Regions from separate parts of the Homo sapiens genome. Here region 1 is linked to region 2. Evidence: chromatin loops called from intact Hi-C (ENCODE). Cell type or tissue: B cell. All regions are shown on one strand. Each heading gives the region's core, and the rest is flanking DNA. Links, peaks and the distances in the headings are about the cores only.

What was found. Hi-C counts contacts between places; a loop is a spot of excess contacts. Peaks named below come from ENCODE experiments on the same cell type or tissue, not always from the same donor. Only the 100,000 strongest peaks of a DNase experiment are listed, where the experiment ranks them.
Region 1: a loop joins it to region 2, with 2.2 times the contacts of the local background. A loop is called at or near these places in 1 of 110 quality-filtered maps.

The regions. Positions count from the first base shown.
Region 1 is chr1:167,426,921-167,434,588 of GRCh38, reverse strand. It overlaps CD247 (CD247 molecule), which reads left to right. Exons shown (of 8, transcript NM_198053.3): 6 at 513-569; 7 at 1,530-1,565; 8 at 2,843-3,949. The coding sequence ends at 2,908. It overlaps POU2F1 (POU class 2 homeobox 1), which reads right to left. Exons shown (of 16, transcript NM_002697.4): 16 at 7,249-7,668. Among named protein-coding and RNA genes, the nearest start is that of CD247, 88 kb to the left of the region's middle. RefSeq lists silencers at 2,642-2,701, 3,472-3,521 and enhancers at 2,972-3,041, 3,162-3,261, 3,013-3,919, 4,192-4,381, 3,920-4,826. In B cell, for the core only: no CTCF peak of the experiment used is centred there; DNase peaks (open chromatin) are centred at 2,098, 3,168 and 3,938; H3K4me3 peaks cover 1,526 bases; H3K27ac peaks cover 2,972 bases.
Region 2 is chr1:167,323,072-167,334,227 of GRCh38, reverse strand. POU2F1 (POU class 2 homeobox 1) reads right to left here. Exons shown (of 16, transcript NM_002697.4): 2 at 1,693-1,758. Among named protein-coding and RNA genes, the nearest start is that of POU2F1, 110 kb to the right of the region's middle. RefSeq lists an enhancer at 4,419-6,511. In B cell, for the core only: no CTCF peak of the experiment used is centred there; DNase peaks (open chromatin) are centred at 3,139 and 5,257; H3K4me3 peaks cover 3,447 bases; H3K27ac peaks cover 3,362 bases.

The DNA of each region.
Region 1 (7,668 bases), core at 1-5,000, 100 kb before region 2:
CACCCTCCTGGGTGTGACCCTGAACCCTGATTGTCGATCTGGGTTGCCATGCAGGAGACCCTTGCAGGTGGCAGCCTTCTGTGAAGGAGATGCCTCCCCGCCCCTCCTGTGGGGAGGGAGGGTTGATCTACAGCCCGTTTGGCTGTGTAAAGAGACAACTTGCTCAGATAAATGATTCTGGGGCTCCAGGTGAGCCCTTGTTTTGCCCAGTCTCCGTGTCTTTGTCTAGAACTCCACCTCCTATCTTTTTGAGCCTAACTTGAGCCCCTCAGCTCAGTGCAAAGAGCTGGCAGCTCGGAGGAGACTCCAAAGGGCTGAGGATGAGGGGGGTGGGCTGGAGCTGGTTGTGGGCAGAGAAGTTTGTGTGCATAAGGTTTGGAGCCTTGATTGTGGGAGCCCTCCCTGTCTGCCACTGCTGCCAACTTGGGGATCAAGAAGCTTCCTGTTGTAGGGGAACCTGCTGCTTTCTGCATTAGTTGGTAAAAATCAGTGTTCCACGCCCTCTTCTGCAGGAACTGCAGAAAGATAAGATGGCGGAGGCCTACAGTGAGATTGGGATGAAAGGCGAGGTGAGTGTTGCTGTTTCTTAATTTCCGAGGGAGTTCCTCTTGGTCCTCCAGACACGCCTGCTGCAGGCCTCCTTTCCCATCCACTTCTCATCCCAGCTGCAAATGCCCATGTGGTGGCCATCAGAGGTGAAGGCGAACCTGGCTGTCACCCAGCCGGGCAGAACATAAGAAACTAAGGAAGGGCTGATGCTCTTTCAGTACAGAAAACCACATCTAGATTCTATGACAGCCTAAGCTTTGCAAAAGCAGGTCCGTTTTAATAACAGGAAGCATCGAGTGCTTAATATGTGCTGCCGTGTTCAGTGCTCAGGACCACAGGTCCCAGGACAACATGAAAACAATTCATCAACAATTAAGAATTGTTCATCAACAATTAATTGTTCATCAACAATTAAGAATTTCAAAATGGTGAGAGTGAAGCATTGACCCCTTCCAAGCAGGGGTTCTCTGTAGTTTTATTTAATTCCCACAACAACCCAATGAGAAACATGTGCCCTGCAAGGCACAAGGAGGTTGAGTGACTTACCCAAGGTCTTCTAGCTGGTAAACGGGCACGTGATTGAACTGACTATGCCAGAGCTCGTAACTGCTCAAAACAGCTGGTTGTCAGTGAGCAAAAATGACTAGCCAAGAACTTTAAGAGCTGAAGGGAAGCCCATTTATCTAAGCAGTAGGCAATATAGGTCCTGCGGGCCCTAGACCTTAGGAATCTGATGTCTGTGAGGATCTGAGTGGGGTGGAGCAAACCCAAGCCCCATCATGGCCAGGCCTCACCTTACTCTGCAGAGATGAAGGTCTGACCAGGGGCCTGAGGATCCTTCTCTCCCAGGGGCAGGGGTGCTGCTGGGAGACAGTTACCTCTGACTTCCTGGGTACCTTGGGAGGGGCCCTTGAGCAGAAATGCCACTACTGACTGCCTGACTTTCTAATCCTTTTCTCATTTCACTCCCAAACAACCAGCGCCGGAGGGGCAAGGGGCACGATGGCCTTTACCAGGTAGGAGCTGCCGGCGTCCCTTCAGTGGAAGGGGCACCACCTGACAAGGGGCAAGATCAAGGCCCCCACATTTTGCCTGCTGGTGGCACCAGCTCTTGCCAACAGCTGGGCAGGGCAAGCCCAAGGCACCCATTTAGGCCAGTGGCAACGCCACTGCCAATAAGTCCCTGGAGCACAGCTGGGACTTGGCCATTCAAGCGAATTACTTGGCTCCAACCATGCCTTGCTTGGCCATGGCAGACAGAGCAGCAGCTGTCCAGAGGGTACGCAGCCTCCCCGCCGATGCAGATGGAGGCAAAGGACCACACAAGTGATTATCCTGCCTCTTTGGGTTCTTGTAGAACCCTCACTCTGCATCATTTCCTTAGGCCTAGTAAGATGAGAGGTTGGCTGGGAAGACTGAAGGAAAAAAAGCTAAGAAAAATGGCAGCTTCAGAAAGAAAATGTTATGTAGTTAGGTGCCTGGTTTTTGCAAATCAGTGCAGGCAATTATGCAAACTAAGCACGGTCAAACTACTTCTCTAAAACATGATCCCCAGCGGGTTGTCATTTCCCTCCTTCTGGCTCCCATGGGCTGTTCATAGCTCGTTCTTCTGACTCTAGTGTCAGGATGCCCAGCTTGCCTGAGTTGAGTGATATCAAAAGGGCCCCAGAAACTTACCTGTGTGTGGCTGCTGTTGATCCTTCTCCTTCCTGGCCCCTGGACCAGGGGGACAGGCATTCCAGCAGGTTTGGGGCCAGCCTTGTGGGCCTGTTCGTGACCAAGAAAACACTAGAATCACCGGGCCTGGGAAGGGAAGGAGGCTCACAGAGGGCTGAGGCCAAGGAGCCCCTCTTCTCCCTGTGACAAGTCCAGGCTTCCTTTGGGCCCAGGTGTCAGGGACAGCAGATTCTCTGGAGCAGGTCTGGGCCCTCCCCCCTGATTCCTGCCCAATATGGGAGGTGGGAGACTCCTTTCTCTTAGGTCCAGCAGGAAGTTGGCGGGGCCCAAGCACTGTAAGGCACAGCATTTGAGGAGCTGAGAAGAGGGGTGAGAATTTAGCTGGAAAGGAGTTGCTGCAAGGCCATTCCCGGCAGGGCACAGCACCCATCTACCAACGAAGCTGTTGCAGCCAAGGCTCCTGCCCGTGGGGCCAGGGGGATTATTCCTGGGCCTCTGGAGGCTGGGTGGGTGGTCACAGGGCTGTGCTGCAGAGACACCTGTTGGCCTCTGGGTTGGCTCCTGCCCACACAGGCTACTGACCCACTCTTTGTTTTCTGATTTGCTTTCACGCCAGGGTCTCAGTACAGCCACCAAGGACACCTACGACGCCCTTCACATGCAGGCCCTGCCCCCTCGCTAACAGCCAGGGGATTTCACCACTCAAAGGCCAGACCTGCAGACGCCCAGATTATGAGACACAGGATGAAGCATTTACAACCCGGTTCACTCTTCTCAGCCACTGAAGTATTCCCCTTTATGTACAGGATGCTTTGGTTATATTTAGCTCCAAACCTTCACACACAGACTGTTGTCCCTGCACTCTTTAAGGGAGTGTACTCCCAGGGCTTACGGCCCTGGCCTTGGGCCCTCTGGTTTGCCGGTGGTGCAGGTAGACCTGTCTCCTGGCGGTTCCTCGTTCTCCCTGGGAGGCGGGCGCACTGCCTCTCACAGCTGAGTTGTTGAGTCTGTTTTGTAAAGTCCCCAGAGAAAGCGCAGATGCTAGCACATGCCCTAATGTCTGTATCACTCTGTGTCTGAGTGGCTTCACTCCTGCTGTAAATTTGGCTTCTGTTGTCACCTTCACCTCCTTTCAAGGTAACTGTACTGGGCCATGTTGTGCCTCCCTGGTGAGAGGGCCGGGCAGAGGGGCAGATGGAAAGGAGCCTAGGCCAGGTGCAACCAGGGAGCTGCAGGGGCATGGGAAGGTGGGCGGGCAGGGGAGGGTCAGCCAGGGCCTGCGAGGGCAGCGGGAGCCTCCCTGCCTCAGGCCTCTGTGCCGCACCATTGAACTGTACCATGTGCTACAGGGGCCAGAAGATGAACAGACTGACCTTGATGAGCTGTGCACAAAGTGGCATAAAAAACATGTGGTTACACAGTGTGAATAAAGTGCTGCGGAGCAAGAGGAGGCCGTTGATTCACTTCACGCTTTCAGCGAATGACAAAATCATCTTTGTGAAGGCCTCGCAGGAAGACCCAACACATGGGACCTATAACTGCCCAGCGGACAGTGGCAGGACAGGAAAAACCCGTCAATGTACTAGGATACTGCTGCGTCATTACAGGGCACAGGCCATGGATGGAAAACGCTCTCTACTCTGCTTTTTTTCTACTGTTTTAATTTATACTGGCATGCTAAAGCCTTCCTATTTTGCATAATAAATGCTTCAGTGAAAATGCAGCTTTACTAAGCTTTATTTCAGCAGTCAAGCTTGTAATGGCAATTTAGTCATCAGTAAATCAGCAGGTTGCCCTTGGGGGAGGAGGGGAGCAAAACTGCTGATTCTCAGGAGAGAACAGGACAGTTCCTGGGAACGAGCACATGAGCACAGGTGCATCCTGCGGCCCGGAATGCGGCAATATGGGTGGTGTCACACACGGCAAGTGGGCCGGGCATCCCGGCTGGGTGGCTGTGCCTTAGACAGAGAGAGTGGGGCTTGGTGCAATACAATGTGTCAGGATGGGCCCAGTCTTATGCCAGAAACAGAGAGGGCTATGGGAAAGGAGCCCTGCAGCACGGCACCAGCTTGTCAGGTGCAGGAAAACAAGCGCGAAAGGCTGGCCTGGCACCCAGGCATCAGAATAGACAGCGTGTGAGCAGAAGGTGTCCGGAAGTTATGCACAGCAGCTGACGCCACAGTGCAAAATGTCTCAGTGCATAGGGTTTGAGGGAGGGATGGAGAACAAGTCTTTTAGGCGTTTCTCTCACAAAAGGTGGCCCTGTCCCTAGCAGTGTTTCCTCTAACTGCAGTGGCTATATATAGGGCCCCAATTCAACAAGCCCACCAACTAATATTGTGTAAAGACTGAAATCTATACCTTGACATTTTCAAAAAGGAAATCCAAGACCATGACTGTTAAAGCCCCTGAAAATTTGGGATTCCAACAGGAGCCACGCACATCATCACTAGGCATATTTAACAATTCACAGGCAACTCATAAGGAGAAGGCATTTGATTTGTAACTCAGCCTCAGGGGAATTCTGCTACTCACTGGGCTTTTAAAACTGAAATCTGGTTCATCTATTAGTGAAAGAGAGTGCCTCTCACATCGAGGGCTTGTGCTAGACCAAGTTTCAAGGTCAGCTGACATATATACAGGCTGTGTGACCTGGATGGCTGGTTTGAAAAGTGAGTTGATCCAATTCTGTCAAGAATATGTCATTCTGGGCATGGTGGCTCATGCCTGTAATCCCAGCATTTTGTGAGGCTGAGGCAGGAGAATCCTTTGAGCCCAGGAGTTTGAGACCAGCCTGGGCAACACAGGAGGACCCCGTCTCTACAAAAAAATACAGCTGGGCATGGCGGCATGTGCCTGTGTTCCTCGCTACTTGGGATGCTGAAGCTAGAGGATCGCTTGAGCACAGGAGGTCAAGGCTGCAGTGAGCCGAAATCCAGCCTGGGTAACAGAAGGAGACCCTATCTCAAAATATATATATATATATATAATTTTTTTATAACATGTCTAAAGAGGCAAAAAGAAAAGCTGGCAGTGGGCAGTGAGCTATGGTGCTAGAGCTAAACTGAGGTGTGGGCCACATCAGGCTACGTGCAAGGTAACCACACAGACAGCAAGCTGGGGGAGAACTGAGATATGCTCACAGAAGCAGGGCTGAGAAACCAGTTTCTGAGAGAGCAAAGCCCTGAATCCGAGGGGAGAGCGGCTAGCCCTGGAACTGCCAGGGTTCCTGTCTTTCCTGAGGTCTGGCAATGCCTTCTCCACAGCACAACTGCACTCCCTCCATCCTAAGACACTGTTGGTTACTGATGTATCAACTTATTTCAAGGGCAAAAACACTAAATATCCATTGTAAGATGTAGATCTGTTTCATGGGTTAAAATGTGAAGATATGCTTAGAATCAAGGAAACATGGAATTTTACTTGTATTGAGGAAACACATTATATATAAAGATGGAAGCTTTCAATATTTTTCAAACGTTTATTCAAATGTCACTAAACTCAGAGATAAGATATGAATATTTCTGATCGCTTTTCTTCTTAGAGTATAATTTGAGGTCATTCTTGGAATAAGATCCAAGGTTTCTAGTTTAAAATGTTCCTATAAGCAGAGAAATACTCAAAACTGCAAAGCCTGGCTTGGCAGAGAAAAAATGGCAGATGACCTACTTAGGCTAAGAGGACAACTTCCGGGGTGATTTAAAGCCTTGTCATTTGGCCAACTGTTTAGCCACAGGCCTCAAACTGTCCATGAATAACTTGTGATGTGTTTTGGTTGCTTGGTGCTGGACATTTCAGTTGTTGATCAACAACTACTTTTGTGAACCCATGACTGAGTCCTAACACCGGATTTCCTGTTAACTTCAACCTGGGTCTTTGGAGAGATGTAAGTCCCTCCAAAAACAAAAGAGTAAGGGCATATATTATTCACATCCTGCCATAGGTAATTCAGCTTTGTATACAAACCTGGAAATGGGTTAGAATTTAACAACTTTTTCACAAAGGACTACAGGGTAACAGAATCTCATCAGTTGTTTATCCTCATTCCTTAGGATATGACAAACGAGTTTTGCTTGCTAAGTCTGTGAGCACGACACTATCTCAAAAACAGGATTTCTGTTAAAAACTTGACATTATTTTAAGAAAATAACTACAAACTGAGACATAAGCCATATATCTAAGGAATGGAATGGAAAAATATAAATTCTATGATAAAGGAGCAGGGAGAAAGGGACCCACCATTTGCCTTCCCATTTTGGTCCCTTTCCAGGAGAGCGAGCACATCTTGCGACAACGGCTCTCCACATCATCTAATTCAAGAATGCCTGCCAGATGGCCAGCACGTGATAGACAACTTCCCCAGGTTCTTCAGTAAGCTGAAGCCTTCTCTCTGTGGGGAATTCATTTTAAAATTCAAACTTTACTTTTCATGAAATGAATGAATTGTAGTAAGACACTAAATGCTAAGTGGTATTTATAAGTCTGAAGAAGCTAAGTTGTGCAGCCTCGAACAGGAGGAGGACCAGATGCCAAGTTCAGGGTTACCTTCCTTCGGAGGACCCCCCACCCGGCCCCCACCCAGTGAATGTTCAGGACTTGGCAAGAAATGCTAGAGGGGCAGTGCAGTTTAAACAATACATTTGGAAAAAGTTGAGTTCGGTCCCAGTTCTGCAGTCAAATACACAGTGAGATGGAGCTTTGAAGAGCTCCCTTGCAGGATCAATCATGGGCCTGCGTGTTTGATCACACAAAGTACTTGGGCCTGAGGGAGACTACTGCTACTCAGGGTCCCACGAAACCACACTGAGGGTCTGGGAGGGAGAAATGCAGTGGCCATAGCTCCTCCTGGAGTGCAGGAGGAAGGGTGGAGTGGGGCAGGAACCAGGGTGCTTATGGTGATTCTGGGGTTCCTGAGAGCACTTGGAAAAAACAATTTGGAAGCTGAATTATGCGAAGTCTGAGAATCTGTATGTGAAGCATCCAGAATACCAACACAGCAATTTCAAAGAAACTCCAACAATGTGAAAACACTTGGAAGATGGTTTAATGATGTTTTACAACAGAAATGAACTGTACAGTTACAGTAAGTTTAATATATATATAAAAAATTACAGCAGACAAATGCATCTACACAAAATCTACCACTTCATTCTGATTCACTGTCACCTACACAATCTTTCCCAAGCCTACAGCCCCTGCAGGCAGCCCTAGGAGGGGGAATCATCTAAAGGGCACTTTTGAGAGAGACAGCACCGCTCATATTCCCCGCCACCTCCTCAGGCTTCAGGAGGCATCAGCTAATTCCCCAAAATGTAAAGTTGCCTGTGTTTCAGGTTTTCAAAACCAAGAAAACGTGTGTCTCCCAGGGGCACAGATAACAAGGTCCAGCACGCAAGTTATCAGCTGATTCTTAGAAAATATTCCTATCAGAGGGGAAATATT
Region 2 (11,156 bases), core at 2,448-7,447:
GGTCGCACCATTGCACTCCCGCCTGGGAAACAAGAGCAAAATTCCATCTCAAAAAAAAAAAAAAAAAAAAAAAAAAGTGTTGTAGTTGCTCAATAAATGGTAACTGCTGAAACTGCTATTACAGTAGTAGCATTAAAGTAGATACAGGGATTTCCATGTAGTCTGATGTAATGGCTATTTTCAGTGTTTTCCAATCATTTGCTTATCTTCCCTTAGGGAAAAAAAAAGTATGTTTCTTCTTTGAAGCTGTTCTTTAGGCACAGGTGTCCTGCCCACTGCCCCACCCTCTAGTCTCTTAAGGGGATCAGCTGCCCTATTTCTCTCTGCAAACATTTCCCACACCTAAGCTAGGTGGCTGAAGCACCGGCACTGGCATAGGAACCAGTGCTGAACAAGAAAGAAAGATGGAGTCCAAACAGGGGACAGAGAAGTAACAAAAAGGAGACTGGCTGACAATTCAGACAGAATACAATGCTGCCCTTTCCCTTCTTAAGAGATACTACAGAAGTCTACTTGGCTAGCCTCAGTAAGAGTACTATGAAGTGTGTTAAATACAACAGGGGTGAACATGGAAGCCCCACAGCTCAGTTTCACATAAAGAGGTATGTACAGTTTAGAGATTAACATAAGCATCTCCAGGTATAGGAGAGTTTACAGCAAAAGACATACAGGCAGGAAAACTGCTACATTAGTCCAACTCAGCCATTTACCACAAATTAAGAGTGCCTCTCACTCTTACCATTGCCCATGGTTAAGCATTTTTAAAATGATAAGTCAAAAGGGATCCCTCTCTGCAAGCGAAAAACCTAGTTTTTAGAAGCAAGTACTTTCTGTTCATCCTTGCCCATAACTGTCTTCTTATTTGGTTTCATATTTTGATTTATACCTTTACCAGAAACCAGGGAAGTCCCTGTATCCTCTCTGGCAGATGATAAAGATACATAGTCTTACATCCTCTAAGCAATATACTGACTCAAGAGTATGAGCCGTGGAGACAAACCATCCTTTACAGATTTACCTTTCTCTCATGGGGCCTCAGTATTCTCATTTATATGATAATTTTCTCTTGATAAAAGGTTTAATGAAGTATAATTTTTTTAAATTACCAAATAAAAGAATGTATTAGAAATGGGTATGTGTCTATAACTACTTACTATCATAACTTTTAATATAATTTATAGCAAAGGTAGGGCAGATAAAATTTACTATTTTGATTAACATCTGTAAGAAAAAACATTTTACTGAATAGTTACTGTGTAGCTGGCATTTTGCTTAACATGCCACATATATCATCTCCTTTAATACTCACAATAACCTGAAATATATTATCCTCATTTTGTAATTGAATAAATTAAGTCTCAAAAAGATTGGGGAAATTGCCTAAAGTCACAAGCTAGTAAGTGGTAAACCCATATTTCATATCCAAAACTATCTGACCCAAAGGACAGTTTTCCTAACTTCTGCATAGTTTGTCTGATAGACAGAAGCAAAACAACGAAGCTGCCTGCAGAAGAAAGTTAAGTAATCTTAAACAAACATAATCCCTCCCAGTTCCTAAAGGACTGAATCATATTTGACAACTCAATACTCAAATTGGTCTGTATTTGCCAAATACAAGTCCTAGTTACATGGAAACTTTCTTCTTTGTGCTCTACTAGAGTTAATTAAAAAGCTAGATCAGAAAACTCTTACCTGTGTTGCCATCTCCACTCTCCATAGATGGTTTACTGGTTTCTGACGGATTGTTCATTCTTGAGTCTGCAATAAATCAGAGGAGAATAAGGTTTTTAAAAAACTGGGGATGGAGATGGGATTGAGGAGGCAAAACTGTGGCAGAGAAAAGGGTTAACTAATGTTATAGTCATATAGTTTAAGAAGACCCAGTGTATACATGTCTGGCTAAAATACTAGAAATTATAATAAAAGGTTATCTGGAAGAAATTCAAAATTCCCCAGACCCTGAAGGGATTCACAAATAAACTGTCTTTTTAAATAATTTTAAGATTCTTTAAAGAAAGACAGCAGAACTGTAACCTGAAGAAAATTAGAAAGCCTGATATGTAAAAGGAATAAATGCTTTTAACATGAAGTAAAACTGGAAAGGGGGGAAGCACCTCACATAATAAAATGTTATTCCCAAATAAAGTATCTTTTTCTATATGCAATGATATTCATTCATTATAACCAAAACAACCCACTGGTAATCTTGATAAAAGATGGGACAGTAACTCAACCTATGAACTAAAAGAAAACACGTCTAAGGTAAATTATCTCTAAATTTACTCCCCTCCCCAACCAAACTAAACAAGTCAAAGTGAGAACATATTAAATTCATACCTCAACTATAAACCAGCACAAGAAGTTGTACCGTAAGGCATAACAGATATAGCTAATAATTTCAAAACTGCATTACAACCACACCCACTTAAAGTAATACTACCTCAATATCCTAAATGAAACTGCTAATTTGAGTTTATCATTTCTGGGTTATCTACTTAATGAAGGTTTATTTCCACAGTAAAATGTTTTCATCAAGCAATATTAGGTATCCCAGAAAATACATTAAGAGAAGAGACAAGAACTCTGCTTTTCTTCTAAGTCTTTGAAAGGGTAAGAAACGGAATATACATAAATATATCTCTTATTCTACTACTGTAAACTCAAACTTAGAATATTTATGATCAAACAAGTTTACTGTCAAATAAGTTCTGCCTTTACCCACATTAACTTATTTAGTGGTTAAATAAGTTAAGAACCATTTAACTTTAGTTATTAACAGAGAACAAATATTTAAACTATACTGTTTTTGACCAAAGAGCACATTTTTTCATCTGCTTAAACATCTAACTAGAAAATCAAAACAATCACTAGACAGAATTCTCAACCATGTTCTTTACAGTCGAATTATCCCCATGCATAACAGATGAGAAAAAAAATCAGGAGTCTTTCTTTTATAAGTTTCATTTCCAACAAGAAGATGTGTAATAGCTTTTCCAATACAGTAAAAGTTTCTGTAACTGATGCTTGTCTTATGGGCTTAGGCAGTTCTGTCATAACTTTGGTTTGGTCTTCTAATGTTCAAAGGGTTAAAATTCATATGTTTGTGGTCATAAATGAGGGCAGTTCTACAACTTCCTTCTTCTCACTGTCCAGAGAAATTTAAATATCATCTGAAAGCATACTAAGGTTTGAAAGGAACAGGTGTACAACTTAGTGAAAAATCAGCTTTCTGAATGACAACCAAAATCTCATGAAAGTCAACAGAGATCACAACAAATGTAATAGAATATACCATTAGCATACATACTGCTCCATGCTTCCTTTAAATGAATTTTAAAGGAAAGTGGAAAAAATGATCAATCAGTTAACATTCATAAAAAGAGTAACAGTTTTCTCACATATGTGGGCACCGCAGAAATAAGCATAATTCTTAACAAGTCATGAGCCTGACTTTGTACAATTCATATTCTAATTTTCCCATCTATAAAGACTATGTCACAGGTATTTTAAGTGAATCATCTCAGATTCTTCTACTGAACTGTCAAGAGCTTCAAAAGCATTTAACAAAATTATCTCACATACACACAAAAATAAAACATTACTTCACATACACACAAAAATAAAATTGCACAATGGGAAGACTGTTTAAATAATACTTACTATTAACTGAAAGTAAGAGATGTAATTTCTACTTCTAAAATGATGTGTTAAAAATATTCCAAAAAGGTATTTTTCTTTCCTTTTTTTGAATTGTTAACTAAGTAAATGTCAAAGAGTAAATACAAGATTGAATTCCTGACATAAATTTGTTGTTTCTGTCATTCACTCTTTACATAGTGGCTTTTACTGTGCTGGGCAGATACTGCTACCCTGGGTTTAGGCCATGCCTTATGCATAAGAATTCAAACGTTTTCAGAAGTATCATTTTACTTTATCTTTGGCAACTATGAAGGTGACAGGAGCAGCTTTAATTTTCAAGTGCAGAAAATGACAATATAGGAAAAAAGTCATTTGCAAAAGTTTTAAATGTAAGATATCCAAGTCCCGGAGTTCATATCATTTAACTTTCCAGGTGACTAGAGTAACTAAAAAAGTCTCAATAATTCTGCATATAAACAGACATAACTCCACACAAAATATGACCACCATTAGCCACCATATATCTAAAAATCAAAGTGCCTTGATTTATTTGAAATCTTCATCACCAAAGATGGTTTTAACAAATTTAAGCTGGACATCTTCCACTCCAAAAGGCTTGCTGTTCTACAGAGAAAACTCTAAAAAGGTTTTCCAACATTTAAAGTTGTAGTTATCTAGAGTATATAGTTGATTTTAAAAAAATTAAAAAGAGGACTAATCCTAGCAAAAATTTGAAAAGTTAATAGTTTCTAAAATCTGGAAATCGATCAACAGATCTGTTGCAGCAACCAGTACAATTACCCTCTTTATTAACATTTATAAAAACTATTCTGCATTGTGACTCAACCTTATTTTTCACTGAGCATTTTGGTTTTTGTATAAGACGTTCTCATTAGGTATGAAAAACATTTTTATTAATATGTATATATTATATATGTACAGTTCTATGCCTTGTTTCAGATTTAAGATGTTTTTATAACTACATGAAATGTTCTCAATAGGAATTTCCAAAAAGCAAAAATATTCATTCGAGCTGAACTCTAAATTAACTGTATTTACTAACGATACCCTCTGAATCAGAAGAGCTAGTCACAGGGAGGGACCTACTGCAAATTCAAGTAAGCTTGTGCTTTGCAAATGCTTTCCTCCTTCCCTGCTCAGTCCAACTCTCCCCCTCCCCCGCCACAGGCTGCATATGCGATTAAGCATTTATGCATAGTCAACCCGACACACTCTATTTCCATATTAAAGCTTCTAAGAAAAGAACTGTGCTGGTACCCACCTAGAACATAGTCACTGCAGTCCAGCATTGCTGTGAAATCTTCTAGAGGAGCAGAGAGTCCAAACAAGGAAGAAACAGGTAGCAGTTTGGGGTGGGGAAAGAAGGTACTACTATTTCTAACAAATCTACAGTATGTTCTTAAGCGAAAAGAGGGGGGTTGCGTAGGGTGGAAAGTGGATTAAGGGGAAAAGCAAAATACAACTTCTGTTACACCATAGCAATCTTCAACTGAATAAGGAAACTTCAGTTGCTCAGAGGAGTTTTAGTCTCTCCTACCAGCTAGGACTGACATTGTCAAGGCAACTGAAGCATGAAAAAGTTCCTCTTTTTGTAATAAAATAGAAACAAAGATTGCAGCTGGCAGTTTCCATAATGAAGCTTAATCAGTATGCGCGTGATTAGGGCCTTATGCAAATCTCTCCTCGTTAGCACAGCAGCCAGCACTTTGAAGTCCATGAACAATTCATTTACAGAATATACTGAAAGCACTCCCTGCATAATTTAAATCGTTGCATAAATATTTATCAGGCTATTTGCATATTAATTGGCAGTGCATGAAGGGAAAAATTATCTCCTGAGTGCCAGCATAATAATTAGGAGGATAAAATGAGACTTCTTCCAATGGCCTGGCTTCTTGGACCTAACTGGAGATAGTACCAAGGGAGAAGGGAGGTACAGGAGACAGAGTTCTGTTAAAATGCCACTGAAATGACACGTACAAATTAGAAACAACCCTACAGACTTAAGCACCTTTAATCTTATTCCTGCTGGCAACAATGACTTCAGTAATAAGAGGATTTGCAAAAAGCTTTCTACACAATCCAAATAATCCCAAGGAAACAATTAGCAAGGTAGAAGCAGAACACAAGGCTGTCAAGATGGTGCTAGTCTACTGATAGGGAATTTTCCAATTCTTAACACACTTCCGTCAAGAGAAAGTCCCACTTTAAAACGAGGCAACAGTAAACCCAGAAGCAGTGCAAGGTGTATAAAGTATCTTAAAGAGTATAGAAATTCATTATCTACAAATCTTTTTATATTACCAAATTAACAGAATAGATTAGTTGAATGCTACATATTATGCAGTATCCTTCCCCCATGAAAATAAATCTCAAGTAGAAAGAAGACAGTTTGTTACTTAGAATCTCTATTGTCAAAGGGTGGGCCATGTAAATTGTGGAATTACTTGGTATTCTCAAGTATATTTCACTTAATGAACATACATACATATATATAATCCTTACTAAACTATATGTTTATTCAATTTAAAGTATATTTACAAGGTAAGTCATCAACCCAAAATTTTTTAGGCATTACAATGACAACAGCCTAATCATCACAGACAATTCAGGAGATTTATAAAATCTCCATGGAGTAATAAGCATTATTACCCCTTTCTTTCCTTATATATTATTAAAGTAAGGAAACTGAGGCACAGAGAACTAAAACACTTTATCCAATGTCACACTAGTAATTCGGAATCAGGATTTAAAACTAGAATTTTCTGATATCAGAATCTGTGCTCTTGGCTATTCCTATGCATTATGGATGAGTTAAACACGTAGGGAATTGCTGAGAGGTGGTAAAGCAGCAGACTGAATGGTTTGTTTTCCGTGTAGTGAAGAAACCAGTAAACGGCAGCAAAGACATTGTGTTTAAAAGTCAGGTGTGTACAGATACACAGAAGAGTGCACTAGATTTGAGGAGAGTTCTGAAAGGTGTCAGCCCATTAATAACTGTTTTTATTTAGAACTAGTCTTCAGGAAATGAAAGACAGATTTTAACAAGGGGCCTTTAAAAAGATTCCCTTGCAAGTCAGTAGAGGACCAAAAACCTTAAACTTTTGGATCAGCACTCTGCATTACCAGTTTTTCTGTTTTACTGAATCACAAAATGCTTATGAGGAGAGACTTTGGGGGAGAAACTTAACACAGCCATTTAATACCTGTAATACCTGTTTAAGTTCCTTCCTTCTTCGAGCCTTAATTTTATCACCTATAAAATGATGATATCCCTTTCATGAGGTTATTGTGAGATAAATGCTTTCATGCTTCTCAGACAAGAGCGTGGACTGGAGGAATGTGATGCAGTTGTGCCAGGGCAGACATCAAGTCACTGGATAAACATGTCCATCTTTTGAAAGCATCAATCTTATTTAATATTTCACACCACTTTGTATTAAAATAAGAATACATTATAGAAGAGAACACAAATTTCAAATGAGTTTTTAAGGTAGAATATGTTGGATTATACAAATTCTCCTTGGTGAGAAAAGATGAAAAGCAATGATGAATGTGACTAGATTACAGTAGATATCAATAAATGTTTATTTCCCTCCTCTTCCGCCTTTACGAAATTTAAAATTTATTATTTGCATTTATTATGGGATATTTCTGCAACTTACCATCTGCCCTTTTCTACTTTATGTAATAACATCTCTAAACTACCTTTCTACTGTGAGTGTGGTCTTTCATATATTAGCTAAGGATGACTTGCAGCCAGACAATCATTGCTAACAAAGGAGTGTGTCTGTACCCAACAGGAGCAGCACCTTCCTAGTGAAAGAGCCTCCTCCTCAGGCTAAGGGAGTCCCACAAGACCTGTAGCAGGGAGGCTATAGTTTACCAGCCCACACAGGCTACTATCTAGAGTGGGACCCCCCGCTTCCCCTCTACTGCAAAGCTCACCCAGAAAAAAAAGCTCACATTGCTACAGTGGGAAGGAAAGGCAAGAAAAGTCCCTTTCTACCACCCTTGACCTAGGTACCCTACTAATTTTAGAGGGGAAGTTTAAATACCAGGAGTTTGTCCAAGCCTCTACAGATGGATTGGGAGAGGGACTGTCACCGTCTCTTGCCTGTACTCCCCAACCATGGCACATTTATGTCCAAAAGAAGAAAATGACAGCTTTTCCCACAAAGTTCAAATGTCCATTTCACTTGGTCATCTGTCTGAAATAATAGCAAAGAATCAATTAGACTAAAACTTAACCTAGAAAGAACACCCGTTGTACAAAGGAAAATCATTTTTGAGAGGTTTGTGGGATTGTCAGTCATTCACACTTGAGCATGAATTAATCCAATCCCACTGCTTTCATTTAACACCTAGTTGAGGAGTTGATTGTAAGGCAATGGTTGTTTCTACTAGAGAAGAGGCCAATAAATGATAAAATAACTGATGTTTAGAGGACCTGGATTGGGGGTGGGGTAATGTGGGCAAAGGGTTCATAGAAGGTAGTAATAATAGGAAATAGTAGTAACATATGGAAGTATAAAAAGGAGCTGAAAGGGCAAATTCAAACTCATGTATTTCACAATTACGCCTAAAATGTAGCCTTTTTTTATTTTCTAAAAGAGGGGACAAACGCTCTTCCAGGACCCAGAATTCACGGTTAACACTACTAGTTTTTTTTTTTTTTTTGAGATGGAGTTTGCTCTTTTGCCCATGCTGGAGTGCAGTGGCACAATCTCAGCTTGCTACAACCTCTGCCTTCTAGTTTCAAGCGATTCTCCTGCCTCAGCCTCCCAAGTAGCTGGGATTACAGGCGCCTGCCACCAAGTCAGGCTAATTTTTGTATTTTTAGTAGAGACGGGTTTCACCATGTTGGCCAGGCTGGTCTCGAACTCCTGACCTCGTGATTCGCCCACCTTGGCCTCCCAAAGTGCTGGGATTACAGGCATGAGCCACCATGCCCAGCCGACACTACTAGTATTAAAATATTTTTATATTCATGATCTTATGGGCCAGTGTAGGTATCATTAGAAATGAAATTGAGGGCAATGACAACTAAATCACAAACTAGTGTTTTAAAACACACCTTTTATGTGAGAGTGAACTGAGATCGGCCTATATTCTACCTTACTAAATCATTAACATCCAGCCTGGTCATGTTCTATATGAATAGCCATTTGTACCCTCTATTCTGTACTGACCATATAACTAGTTGAACAAGCAGAAATGTCTGACTCAACAATTATTGCCTGTTACCTCCTTTCTATATCATGGGGGGTGTCTGCATCTTTTAGCACCACTGGTTTCACCCCAGCCAATCTCAACAGTACACCAATATCCTTTCCAACCTTCATCTCTTTTCCAATCTACCAATAATTTAGTGTCCTATTAACTTACTTACAGAAAACACTTAATGATATTTCAATTCTCTGTAATAAAAATACTTAGTACCTCAAGCATTATCAATAATTATTTACAAAAAAAGTCCAACAAACCCATCACACACATACAAACTAAAATAATTTTACTAATGCCCACCAAATATGAAACAACATTCCAGGACTTGAAAATTTGAGACTCAGAATCAAGTGATAGGTATTGGCACTGCCACCATTCTTGTCAACTACATCACAGACTATGTAAATGATACCCTCTAAGGTTGCATTATGGGGCTCTCAGTGTCCCCTCCCCCCACCAAAAATCTTTTAGAATAACTTAACGGAATGTCTATCATTTACTAAAAATCTAGATGGGCAGATACCATGAAAGACATGTACTTTATCAACGTGGCTATTAAGCACTGCCAAATAACAAGCAATCTGAAGGATAATCTTACTTCATAAAAAGTAAACTGAGGCCTAGTTAATGACCCTTAGGGTCACATAGCTACTAAACAGAGAGCCGAGGTATGGTGGGGGTTGGGGACTCAGGCACAATATGGAGGGCATGAGAGGAAGACAAGTAAAATAAAATATGTAAAAATTCTTATCCCATGAGACTGAGATCAGTAGTTGGTTGGCTGAACAAAATGGTCAACCTAAGTATCATAAACACAAGTACATAATGATTGTATTTTAACCCAAAGCATATAAATACACATTCATTCACCAATTTTTTTGGGCCAAAGCCTTTTGAGTTTGGATAAAAAACTCAAAAGATTTTTACGTTTTTCACTGAAAGTCACATTTTACATTGTACATATATGTATAGACTAAATACTAAAAACTCAAGAAAAGTTCCATAGAACAATGCTTCTTTCCAGGTATAAATGTATTGCGATGTGTTCTAGACTTCAACCTATTAAATTGACTTCATGTCTCATAGATTAAAAAACACTGCTTTAAAAGTGGGGCAAGAATTATATGACACATGAGGCAATCTGAGTCCATAATGCTTTTCTATTTTTTTAGAATAATTTATCCCTACTATTTTATAGCTCTCTTGCACACATCTAATTCAGTATTTTTTAGTAATTACCCTTTATCAAATCTTTCCAAAGCATTTAACTTAATTTTCACAGAAACATCATCTTTCTTTTTCTATTCTTTTCCTTGGTTTATATAGTTATTTAAATTGTGTAATTAGGCTGGGTGCGGTGACTAATGCCTGTAATCCCAACACTTTGGGAGTCCTAGGTAGGTGGATCACCTGAGCTCTGGAGTTCGAGATTAGCCTGGCCAACATGGTGAAACCCTATCTCTACTAAAAATGCAAAAATTAGCTAGGCGTGATGGCATGCGCCTATAGTCCCAACTACTCAGTAGGCTGAGGCATGAGAATTGCTTGAACCCAGGAGGCGGAGGTTGCATTGAGCCGAGATCGCGTGACTGCACTCCTGCCTGGGTGACAGAGAGAAACTCCATCTGTAAATAAATAAATAAATAAATAGTGTGATTAAAATTAGTACAACTAGCATGAACAGTATTGGGAGCACAAACAAGTAAATGGTTCTTAATAACTTTACAACTCAACTGGTAGACATACCATGGAATAAGTCTTCAGCATGCTATAGGGAATCAGATAGTGCATCAAACAGGAATGGGCTGTCAGTTAATCTCATCAAGTCATTTAAGTGGTGGCTCACTGAGAAAGCTACTCCACCAGAAAGCGGTTTGAAATGACATGTTTCTGGTCTCTTTTAACCTGTGCTATATTACATTTTTACAGCTATATACATAGCTCATCTACTGTTCACTCTAACAATCTGGCATTCTTTAAAACTAAATCTATTACAAAATCCAATCCTGAATTTCTTGGTTGTAAAAGCTTAAATCTTTGTGTAGCTCTATTAAAGTTTTACCATTTCACTAAACTTATCTGTCTAGCCTATCCTACATGATCCTATCTTACCATACTGTTTCTTTACTTCTATAACTGTCTTTCTTTCATTCTAGTTTAAAGTGTTTTGCCAAGTCACTGATTTCAATCATTAATGGATTCCACAAGTATTTACTAAGTGCTTTCAGGCACAGGCATAGGAATTGGGAAGACAAGAACGTGTTGAG